2 separate regions of the Homo sapiens genome follow, and region 2 is linked to region 1. The links are chromatin contacts, found by Hi-C or POLR2A ChIA-PET in ENCODE. All regions are on one chromosome and are shown on one strand. Each heading gives the region's core, a stretch centred on a gene start or an enhancer-like site at or near the end of the contact. The rest is flanking DNA. Distances are from core to core; before and after follow the strand shown.

The links. Hi-C counts contacts between places; a loop is a spot of excess contacts on that map. ChIA-PET counts read pairs that join two places held with the same protein, here RNA polymerase II (POLR2A). Pooled maps may share reads with other maps.
Region 2: a loop to region 1 is called in a map of PC-9, with 5 times the contacts of the local background. The contact joins the promoter of MIR137HG here to the promoter of LINC01930 in region 1. A Hi-C loop is called at or near these places in 3 of 168 maps with a recorded cell type or tissue (PC-9, endothelial cell of umbilical vein and heart right ventricle) and 5 of 50 pooled maps. POLR2A ChIA-PET finds 5 or more read pairs at or near these places in 1 of 52 experiments (A549).

What each region holds. Positions count from the first base shown.
Region 1 is chr1:97,938,483-97,944,792 of GRCh38, forward strand. LINC01930 (long intergenic non-protein coding RNA 1930) reads right to left here and starts at 3,258. Exons shown (of 2, transcript NR_146275.1): 1 at 3,091-3,258.
Region 2 is chr1:98,046,433-98,052,742 of GRCh38, forward strand. MIR137HG (MIR137 host gene) reads right to left here and starts at 3,261. Exons shown (of 5, transcript NR_046105.1): 1 at 2,946-3,261; 2 at 87-195.

The sequences.
Region 1 (6,310 bases), core at 2,008-4,507:
TCAAGGATCTTGGCGAGTGTCTCTCACAACTAAGCCAGGAAAAGAGGAAGTTCATCTTCCACGGGAGCCACAGCCATCATAAAATGTTAGAGTGGAATGACCAGTGAATGAGTGGAAAATGCAGTGGAAGAGTAAAGTTTAATAGTGACAGTGTATAATCCCTAGACGATCCCTCTACTTTTAACAGACTTTTAATTTTAGAATAGTTTTAGATATAGAGAAAAGTTTCGAAGATAGTACAGAGAGGTCCTATTCATCTCACACTCAGTTTCCATTATTGTACCTTCTTACATTAGTATGGTACGAATATTACATTCATGATCCAATGTTAGTCCATTATCATTAACTAAGTTCCTACCTTACTCAGGTTTCCTTGGCTTTTACCTAATAGTTTTCACTCGTGCAGGATCCCACCAGTGTACCATACTACATTTACTGGACATGTCTCTTTAGGTTCCTTTTCACTGTGGCAGTTTCTCAGATTGTCCTTGTTTTTGATGACCTTTGAGTAGTACTAGTCAGATATTTTGTAGAATCCCTTAATTAGATTTGTCTGGTATTTCTTAATGATTAGATTGGCTAAAGATTTTTAGGATGAAGACTTCAGAAGGAAACTTCCATTTTTATCCCATCATAATACAAGTGTGTGCTAGCAATATGACTTATCACTGTTGATATTAAATTTGTTCACCTGGCTGAGATATTGTTTGTCAGGTTTCTCCACTGTAAAATTACTCTCTTCTTCTATTTCTTTTCATAGTGTATTTTTTAGAATGAAGTCCCTTATGAGAAGACCACATATAATCATTAGAAATAAGAAAGATCAGCGGGGCGCAGTGGCTCATGCCTGTAATCCTAGCAGTTAGGGAGGCCAAGACGGGTGGATTCCCTGAGCTCAGGAGTTCAAGACCAGCCTAGACAACATGGCAAAACCCTGTCTCCACTAAAAATAGAAAAAATTTAGCTGGGTGTGGTGGTGCGTGCCTGTAATCCCAGCTACTCGGGAGGCTGAGGCAGGAGAATCACCTGAACCCAGGAGGTGGAGGTTGCAGTGAGCCAAGATCATGCCATTGTAGTCCAGCTTGGGTGACAGAGTCAGACTCTGTCTCAAAAAAAGAAAAAATAATAATAAGAAAGATCAGTGGTGGTAGGGAGGAGTGACCAGATTGGAGAATAATATAAAATAAGTAGAGTTTGATTTGTGCTTTGAAAAAAAGGTAGGGTTTGGATAGGTAGTAGGGACAGAGGATGGGAAGTTATGCTCCCCCTCCTTATAGCCAAGTACCTACATAGATTATTTGGAATTCTGCATGAAAGCTCTGTTTATTCTCCCCTATTTATTTACTTATTCAATTATTTATTTATATTAATATGGACTGATGGATTTTTTTTATACTTTGAGTTATAATCCACACTACTTTTTTTTTTATTGTTGCTCAAATTTTTCCAGCATTTGACATTGAGAGCTTTTTCATTTGGCTCCAGTGTCCCTTTGATATGCCTCCTTCACTCATCATTATGTGTCTGTGTTTGTGTCTCTGTGTGTGTATGTGTGTTTTAACACTTCCTTACTTTTTGGCACTACAATATGCCCCAAGCTTATCTTGTATATTCCTAGCCTCAGTTTTGGAATCAACCATTTTCCCAGGTAACTTGCTTCCTTCAATTGGAGAAATGTACATTAGAAACAAAGATCTGGGCACTAGGTGTGCTTATTGCTATTGGAGTGTCATTTTTCTAGGTCTTCTCAGCTGACAGAGCAAAAACAAATTTATGTATACTAACCCTTGTATGCACATTTATCTGTAAATATTTCCGTAATCTGCTGTAATATATAGAGGAAATTAAATAATGTGCTAAATTAAACATGAGTTCATACTAATGTCTCTAACTTTAACCCATTGCTACATTGATCATTCTAACCACCCCTAGTGTTTTTGTAACTTCCCACTCCAACAGTGAGAAACCTGGCTTCCACCATCCATTTACTTAATTCTTCAGTTCCAGTGTATATGTATGGTAGTGTCAGAATTGTTAAGCCATAACCCTGCGGGAAACAACTTTGTCAACTATACTACATTGCTTAGGTACCATGTCTTTTGTCACTAGCTTTGTGGACTCCACAAACTTCTGGAGTTGCTTCCATCAGTACCTTTCTCCCTACTTTCTTCAGTGAGGTTATTTCATCCACTTGTAGTAGAGTTAGATTCTTCTGTCACACGTTGCCTTCCATCATGGGATTTCTTAATCTCCTATATGATTTTGTTTTAATTTACATGTGTTAAGCTTTACTGTTGGTGCTATAAAGTTCTATGGGTTTTGACAATTTAATTGTCAAATTAAATTGCATTTAATATATATGCACCATTTAATATGTATGCACCATTTAATATGTATGCCATACCATTTAATATGTATGCACCATTATAATAGCATACAGAAAAGTTTCTTGCCCAAAATATCCGCTGTATTTTTTCTATTTAAACCTGCCCTCTCCTGGAACCCTTGGCAACCACCGGTCTGTTCACTGAATCTATAGTTTTGCCCTTTCCAAATGTCATATACATTGAACTGTAAGTTATGTAGCCTTTCAGACTAACTGCTTTCACTTACTAACATGCATGTAAGTTTCATGCATATTTTTGCATAACTTGATAGCTCCTTCCTTCTTATCACTAAAGAGTATTCTATTGTTTGGATAGACAACAGTTTGTTTAACCTTTCACCTACCAAAAGACATCTTGGTTGCTTTCAGTTTTTGCCTATTATATATAAGACTTCTAAAAACTCGTGCAGATTTGCTTTGCAGCTTTATCATTTAATTTTTTTAATTTAGATATAATTTGCATACCATAAGATTCATCTTTTTAAAATGTATTTTTAAATATATATTTCAGTGTTTCTTAGTACATTCACAGTATTGTGCAGCCATCACCACCATCTAATTCAAGAATATTTTCAGCACCCAAAACCATGTACCCAACAATTATTTCCCATTCTCCCTTGCCTCCGACCCACTAATCTACTTTCTGTCTCTATAGCTTTGCCTATCTGGACATTTCCTACAAATGGAATCAAATGATACATTACCTTTTGTGTCTGGCTTCTTTAACTTAACACAGCGTTGTCAAGGTTCATCCATGTTGTAAACATGTGTCAATCATTCCACTTTATGTCTGCATATTATTCCATTATATGGATATACCACACTTCATCTTTTCGTCAGTTGTTGGACATTTGAATTGTTTCCACTTTTGGCTATTAAGAATAATGCTGCTATAATCATTTATGTACACATTTTTGCATAAACATATATTTTCATTTCTCATGGATATATATCTATCACTGTAATTGCTGGGTCATATGGTAACTCTTTGCTTAACTCTTTGAGGAGTTCCCCAACTATTTTTGAAAGCAGCAGTACTATTTTAGATTCCCTCCAGCAATGTTTGAGAGTTGCAATTTTGCCACCTCCTCACTAACACTTGTTATTGTCCATCTTTTTTATTATAGCCATGTAATGGGTGTGATTTGATATCTCATTAAGATTTTGATTTGCATTTCTCTAATGACTAATGATCATGTGCTTCACATGCAGGTTTCTGTATGTTCATAAGTTTTCAAATCAGTTTGGTAAGCACCTAGAAGCACTATTACTGGATTATGTGTTAAGATTATGTTCTCTTAATTTTTAGTCAATCAAATAAATGTAATCATCTAAAACAACCAATATTTGTGAACTCTCATCTGTTACAAACAATGATAGCTAGCTAGTTGTTAGCCAGAGAGGAAACAGAAAACTCATGTTGTTCTATGTTATTCTTCCCTGAGTGCAAATGATTATTGCACCTTCTAGGGGAGATGACAAGGTGCTGGGGTACTTTCAGGTGTCACAATGACCATGTGTGCCACAAGCATTTAGTGTCTGAGGATGAATCAATATTGTGCAGTGTGTGAAAGAGTCTTGCACAATTAAGAAATGTTCTATTCCTAATGTCACCGAACATCCCAGATGAAATTAATAGACAAATGTAGGAGTCAACAGAAACTGAAAGACAGAAAAGATAGAAGGTAGAGTTCAAAATTTGCAAGTGAAAAAACAAGTATGGAAAGGAAATAGTGGTTAACTGACAACTTTCTGGGACTGATAAGATCTGCTTCCTAGAAATATTTTGAGACTTAAATAATCTCTGAGACCTATAAATGTCACAGTCTTTGAGACTGTTGTTTTTATTTATATTTTGCATCTTCATCCTGACTATCTAACATTATTTAGATTACCTTACTGAGTGGCCTTTGCAGTCAAAAGATGCTAACCAGCACACTTTTTTTTCCTATAAAGGTACGGACAGGGTGGAATTTGAAGGAGGTGTTAAAGTTCCCACTTTACTCTGAAGTTATTCATTATAAGCTGTTAGGACTAACATTTGCATTGTGGTTAAAAAATAACAAGTAATTGTGGTATCTTTAAACATTAACCTGGCAAGCTCATTATTTGGGATGCTTTGACTAATTATTTTTCTTTGTGATGCTAATGAATTGCTTTCTGAGGTCTCATAAAATTATGAAATTGAGGCTAACATAAAATCAAATATTTGGTTAGGAGAAAGTAGCAAGTGCTTTGCATCCTTATTCCAAGTATGTGGGATAGTATTCTAAAGTATTATTCAGCATTATAAACCAGGAATTAACACAGAAAAAATGAAAATTTCTTAATTTAATTCCCATTGGTAGGATATTGTGGTGAAGTGGAACTTTTTCAAAAAAAAAAAAAAAAAAAAAAAACCAAAAAACCCAAGTCACACTCTGTACATACCAAAGTGTTTAATTTCCATTTAGTTGATTTTTGCATGTTACCAAAATGCTAAATTCATTTTCCCCCAACAATTAAAGAATAGAATACATTGTTCTATATTTCTCGCAGCCAACTCAGTAAGTAGTGATTAAGCCTTCTGGCAGTCTGTTCCGTTCATGGCCCCCAGTGAACAAGTTTCCTGGTATTCATCCCCTTGTATAATTCTTTCCCATCGAATCTGGGCTGGACCAATGACATGCTTAATCAAAAGAACATGTCAGAGTGCCAGTTCCAGGACCAAGCTTTAAAAGGTCTGGAAGTTTTCACTTTTGCACTCATAGGAGCTCTGAGCCTCCAGGCAGAAATACAGCTATGCTTCTGGAAAGGGCATGTGAGAAGCACCAAGCAGAATGAGAGAACCTGTGACTACATGGAAAAAGAAAGATGCCTAGCTCTCTCAACTTCCCGACCTGCCCACCGCAGAGTTACCAATTGAATTCACCCACAGAAGTGACCAGCAGCAAGACAAGCAGAAGAATCAGTTGCTGAGTCCAGCACAGACTGCAAAATTGTAAACAAATTAAATAGTTGTTGTTTCAAGCCAGTAAGTTTGAGAATTTAGTTTTGAAGCAATAAAAAAACCATGGCACCTGCTATATATCCAGCACTACATAATTTGACAAGGAAGCACAAAAAAATAGAAAATGAAGGAGTGATGAACGTTTGACTTCCAGTTGTTGAGCTGGATTATGGTGTACTACATCTTTTCTTTTTTTCTTTCTTTCTTTTTTTTTTAGACGAAGTCTCTCTCTGTCGCCAGGCTGGAGTGCAGTGGCATGATCTCGGCTCACTGCAACCTCTGCCTCCTGGGTTCAAGTGATTCTCCTGCCTCAGCCTCCGGAGTAGCTGGGAGTACAGGTGCATGCCACCACGCCCAGCTAATTTTTGTGGGTTTTTTCTTTTTTCTTTTTTTTTAGTAGAGACGGTGGGGGGGTCCATGATGTTGGCTAGGATGGTCTCTATCTCTTGACCTGATGATCCACCCACCTCGGCCTCCCAAAGTGCTGAGATTACAGGTATACATCTTTTCATAAGAATTTTGGAAATTATGTTTTTATCAGTAATATGTTTCAGCTACATTTCAGATTATCCAAAATATGGCTGGAATATTAATTATACTTAGCATTTTTTAGGCAAATGAATTCTTCAACTTCCAACAAGTAACTTATCAATGAACTTTGGGAACATATTAATTTACTGGGTGTTACTGGTATCATGACATGCAATCTTTCAAGGAATAATTTCCAATTATTACAATAAGTCAAGCAAGGGAGAAATTTGGACTTGCTGTGTGATACAAGGAAGATGCAACACACTCAGTTTCAGGAACTGATCGGAAGGAAAGGGTCGGAATGAGCCAGGCATAAAAGAACAACAAAAACATTCTAGTGGAGGAAGCCGCCATCTTAGAAGGGTACACAGGATTTGGTTTATAATCACACTGGATGGTGAAAA
Region 2 (6,310 bases), core at 2,011-4,510, 110 kb after region 1:
GAAGAGTGCTGTCTTTCCAGTGAGGAGGGAAGATGTGGCAAGGCTTTTTGGGCACAAGTGGGAGTGACAAGTAACCTTCAGTTTACCTGGTGCTCTCCCAGTGCTTTCCTCTGCACTTCTCTGCTTGGTACCCAGTCTGGTCTCGGCCAGTCCACTCTAGGTGGTATGATTGAGTGCCATGGCGGCCAGAGAACCCTGTAAGAGACGTGAATAGTTACCCACACAAATACAAATATATTTGCCTAGACGGCTTTGGGAAGAAGTGAGGCTTAAATAAAGATAGGTCATGCATGGGTGAAATTTTCAGTAGTGTGTTTTGGAAATGCACTTTTCTCAAGCCCAAGATCATGGAAAATAAACACTCATTCAATTTACTACTTGAAATCAAATACTTATAGATGTACAAAAATAGGCGTCTTTCCTTTGAAGGCCTTATAGCTATACAACATAATGATTTTTAAAGAAAAAAAAAAGCTTGAAGGCACACAGTAATTAAACCCATTTTCCATAGTGTCAAAACTCACTGAGTTGACAAGCTGGTAGACTTTCTATGATTTAAGCATCATTTTATATCACTACAATGTTTAATTTCATAGCACACTTTTAAAATATATACTATAAATGCATTGCTGTACAGCTGTTGTGGACACCTCTACAGAAAAACCTTTGAAGCTCTGTGTTCATAAATATTATTTTAAGAAGAAAAAGCCAATAAAAACTCATTTGCAAAGTGACTGTAATTTTGGCATTCAGAGAGAGAATCTCTGTGATTCTTTGATGATCAATATGGCTCTTACTGGAAAAGCTTTGTCTTAAGATCCTGCAGTGGATATTCTGATAATGGGGGTTTATTGTTCACTAAATAAAATGGACAAGTGCAACGTCACTACCCAAGACATGGTGTAGCTTCCTTAGAAAGTTCTCAATTTGCTTTCCCCTTTACTCTCAAATACATGAAAGTACATCCATGTAAGGGGAATGGGGGGGAATATGGAAACATGGCAATAGACATTATGATTTCCCAAATTATGTAAGTGCAAATAGCTCTTCATCAAGGAGTAATTATATAACAGAATCTCTCCCACTACCACAACTCATCTCTAACTGACCTGGTTGCAATTTAAGGTGCTTAGGTTGTGTTTGCTCTTATTTTTTTAAAAATTATAATACTTCTCCGGGCACACCAACTCATCATTTTCTTGACATGTTACTTACAGATGGAAAAATCAACATGAATTCTAGGTTTTATGAATAGATGTTTAATATATAATGTCTGAACCTAAAATAACTAGAAAGAAAACCAATATAGCCCAACTACCAGACTGTTTTACATTATTTTCAGATAACTCTTAAGTACACCACTTACAAAAGGACAGATACCAATAAAACAAATAAATAAGCACTATTTTCTGTTGTTACCTAACATAGGTATAAAGTGGAGCTTTTCTCTGGTGCTAGACAAAAAAAAAATTCAGAAAGCTGACAGGTTCTCTTCAGCTTGAACTCCTAGAAACAAAAGCCCTTAGGGAAAGTAATGCAATAGTCTATGAGCAAAGTGTACATTTGCTTCTGCACTCTTCTATTTAAATCTCAACTAATATTAAAAGGAAAACAAGAAACACACTATACAGATAGGCTTGGATTTAGTAAATGGAACGTTATAAACTCAAAAGGATGGTCAAGGGAGGCACACACACACACACACACACACACACACACACACACCCCAATACACAGGGCATCAGAATCACAGCATAAATACCCACACAGCTTTTCAATGCTTTCCAAGTAGTCTCCTTCAGTTTTGCTTCCTCACAATTAAAATAAAATATATACACACACTGACCCACAGACTCGCACGCTTTAAGAAACTAGAACAACGCAGTTGATATGCTTTCTTTCTACCCAAGTAGCAGTGCCAGCCTTTTCCCTACCTACCCAATGTTCCACCAGCTTCAGCACCTGGACGAATGGACAGCTCAACCCGGGCCGACTGCCGGCAGCACTCGCAGCAGAACTGACGCTCTGAGCTCTAACCAAAGCTCTCTCGTGCTTGAGCGGGGCAGCCTGACTTACGAGAACACCATTTCCTACGAGACCACTGCCGCTGGGTGCATATTCAATTCAAGCCTCCTTAAGCTGTCGGATTTCCCCCACCCATCCACCCTCCCCCCCTTCTCCACCCTCCACACAAAAACAAAAAAGGGAAAAAGCCCAATACCATCAGGGCGTTTGTTGATCAACTTACACTTCGCTTTTGAATATTTAGATACTGCTAGCGGAACAATATCAGCGGAGGCTTAGGTCCGCATTAAGTACCTTTGTTCATCGACTCCTGCAAGCCATGTTTATTAGAATCTACATTTCTCTCGCGCCCCAATAACTAGAGGTGTGTTTTGCGGGCAGGGGGCTTTCAGCACCTTTTGATCTCTCAAGGCCACCGCGACTGATTGACGGTTCCCAGTACTTTCCTATGCTATCCCCCATACTCCAACACCCATCCCAGTTAATCGCTTCGCAATTTGCAACCAAAAATACATAAAGAAACGCGACAAAGCAATGGGTTTGAGGAAATAAGCCAATTAAGCTAAAGCTGAAATGCCTCTCTCTCTCTCTCTCTCTCTCTCCCCCCCTTCTCCCTCTTTCTCTTCCCCCTTGACTCCCTCCCTCTCCCTCTCTCCTTCCCTCTCAAGTAGAAAGGGGGAAACACCAAGGAGAGAGAAAAAATCGGGAGGAGGGTGGTAGTCGACTCTTACAGTCAATGGAAAAAGAGTATACACATCTTTACTGAATAATACTCTCGTTCTCAGACAAAAAGAAACACATTTTTCGATGTAAACATAGTCTGCCTCTGCCATACATCCTACATCCTTTACGTTTGCTGAGATTTGTCTTGCTGTATGGCAAAGTAACTGTCACAAATCCATCTCGATTGAAGTGCTTACCCTCTAAATCCAGGTTTCAAGCGGAACTCCAACTGTGTGTAGAAGCCAGGGAGTCATCTGATGTGCAGTGAGGTAGGCTCTGGGCAGTGTGAGCTGCTTCTTCTCTCCGAGTGCCGGGTTACAGTGTTAACAAGCCTTGGGAAGGGACCTCGGCGCCTCGCGCTGGCTGTGCCCCAGTGCCTTCGCGTGGTGGCGGCTTGCTCATGCTTCCGAGGAGTCCCAGGCGATAGCCTTCAGCTGATGCGAGCTTCCAGAAAGGAGTGGGGAAGGGAAAAAATCATCTAATGCAATCAAATCGATCTGATCTACACCATCTGTCGCCTGCCACTATACACAAACGTTAAAATAGGAAAACGGAAAACACTGACAGCCGAGAGGGTTGGTCTGCAAAGAGTTCATTTTTAGCAGAGCATAATTCGATATGGTCGGCGTACAGTTACAAAAGCTGCTGTTAACCATCCAGTAGTGGATCCCAAACATGCTAATGGTGGATTAATTGAGGAAGATCTGACGTGCAAGCTTCATAGTCTCTTATTCATGACTTCCCAATGGGAAAGGACCAATGCCTTGTGGGACTATGGTAACATACAGTCAAAAAGCTGCTAAGAAAATGGCTGTGTGTTCACAGCACCTCTCTCTGATAACAAACATATGTCGACTAAAATGGTTTAGTAGAATGGGAGGGGGTGTTGGAGAATAAAATTTTCTTTCCCCGTGTAAGCAATCCCCATTTTCTTTTCTTAAAGAAAAGCAAAAACAGATATGATCTCTTTACCATAGTGGGGGGAAAAGGATGTTTTAAAAGGTTTTTATCAAGATCAAACTCTGCCATATAAAAGAAACGGAACACTCCTGTGCAGCAATTCTTTAAAAAAAAAATCTATTCTCATTTTTTTCCTTACTGTGATCAAAGTAGATCCATAGCATGTGCAGTATACAGAAACTCAGTCCAGTTAATCCCACCAGGATTGATTCAAGGTTGTTTAATGCCAGGTACCCTTTTGACTTCTTAAAACCAGGATGCCTTTTGGGGAAGGCATTTTGTATCATTTAAAATTGACATAATGAACATTAAGTATGATTGCAGTGAGGAGATGAGAAGAGTTTTCCTTTCTAATTCTGTAATTACTCTCTCTAGCCAAAACCCCTTTTGGTCTGTTTCCAGTCTTCCCAGATCAGTTGATGGGGAAATATAGGGATGGGGGAGGGAGTGGAAATACCGAGAAGGAGGGAAAGAGAGTGTGGATTATCGATAGCCAATAAATTCTATTCCACTTGTAATAGAAAAATATATAGCAATAAAAGAGATAACTCACTAATTGTTGATCGTGATTTTAAGTTTAAACCAGTTTTAAAAAATAATGTTTGATACATGGAAAGAAGACATATTGCAAACAATGGGATGACTGCCCCCCACCCATTTATAGTTATAGGTTTAAAAAATATTGAAATAGGGTTTATTATCTAGATATGTGACTATCTTTTATTAAATATATCTCAAAATTCCATATTTCCTCTGATTTTTGTCATCCATTTGAACACTGAAAACTATGGTCACTTTGATTCTGCTGTCTTTTCTTTGGTAACATACATTACATAAATTCTGTAGTAAACAATTAGTGTTCAGGAAAATTCTAAAGATGAATGTGTCTCCTAAAACTTTGATAATCTCTTTAAGGAAAAAAAAACCTAACAGTTATGAATTAAATTAGTCTAAAAATATAGCTTGAAGACAAATCAAACAATTTACCTGATCTTTTGTTTCAATATACATTAATTAAGCACTCTTTCCAACCTACACAACATTCCAGGGTCATAGTCAGATATTCAAGTCTAATAGTTCAGCAGCCTTTGTTGTCATTCGTGTCAAGCTATTGCCCCCTGCAGGTTAGGCTGAAAGTGCAGGCAGAATTTGGCCAAGTCCTCAGGAAATTGATGGTACACAAGTTACTCAGTCTCTCCCAATATTTAACTAGAGTCAACTTTTTAAGTTTGCTTTCATTATGGTTTAAACTATTTATTTACAGATAGGTAGTACATTAAGAAAAATGCTCTTTAAAGATGTGACTTCAGTTTTTCTTCTGAGAATTTAGCTGCATTGAGTAAACCATCCACTTTGTTGTGATACAAGGAGCATTTTGACACATTTAGTATAGTTTTCTTCATCTTCCCTTATCCTTATTCCATAAGATCCAGCAAAATTAAAAAAAAAACATATGTAACAGGATTGGAATTATGAATTCTCATAATAAATATATAGCCCTGGGCAATTTGATATCAGTATGCTTTTGGTAGACTCAATGAAGTGTGTGCAAATCAAACCATTTCAGATTCTCCCTGCTCCTGATATGATGAGGTCAATTACACCATTTATCTTGATTATAAAATTAAACATTATTTCAACCTCCATATTCCTGCTATACTATCATCCTTTCCCACAATCAACTTTTCCAAATAGGGCACCTTGCCAAGATGAAATAAATTTATAATTGACAGAATAGAAATTAAATTACATCAACTCTTTCACAATATTAGAAAGTGGAGCAAGTTTATAGAAACGACTTCAGAAGGTTTATGGAAAGATTCTTTTATTCTTTGGAAGTCAACGATGTGGCTATTCACACTGAGTTGTAAAGAAACCAGCAATGGTATTTCCCTATTACATAAATATTCATCTCATTGAGCAGTGGGATATCATTATGTGAAATATAATCAATTCTAACACCAAATTAGCAATCAATAAGAATCTTACCTAGTCAAATTATAGTATTATTTCAACATTGTATGAAAGTAGCTAGAAACATGAACCGCACTTTGTTTTTTTAAAGCTATTATGAAATGCTCAATAAAGACTTAAAGTTTACTGGCAAAACTTGGGTCTTTTTTGGAGGATTTTTTGTTACCCTAACTACTGATATGTTTTCTGGATCCTCCAGAATGGACATATGGGATAGGAACTGAGGATAACTGTGTCATATTTTAAACAATATTAAAAACACAACAAGCCAACACAAACTAAAAATAACCTGAATACTTATCTCTGTTTTATTACATTTTCAAAGCTTGTTAAATTTCAAGAGGACACTACATCTATACATTAAGAGCTTTGCATCTACAGTTCATTAACACTCCTGCTCCAAGTAAAGAGGGGATTTGGACTAGGTTGTGAGACTATTAATTGCACAAATATGTTGTAGTCAGAGCAGTGACTGGTTGCCTGCAGCAGCCATTTCTAGTTGTCTTTGAGTATGCGTCTTTTTTTTAAAAAAGTCATCTCCTCTTCAAAGTCATATCTCACATATATATGATTATACTTGATTGTGTGTACTGAAGCACATTGCTATTGAGTCAGAAATTTTCAAGTA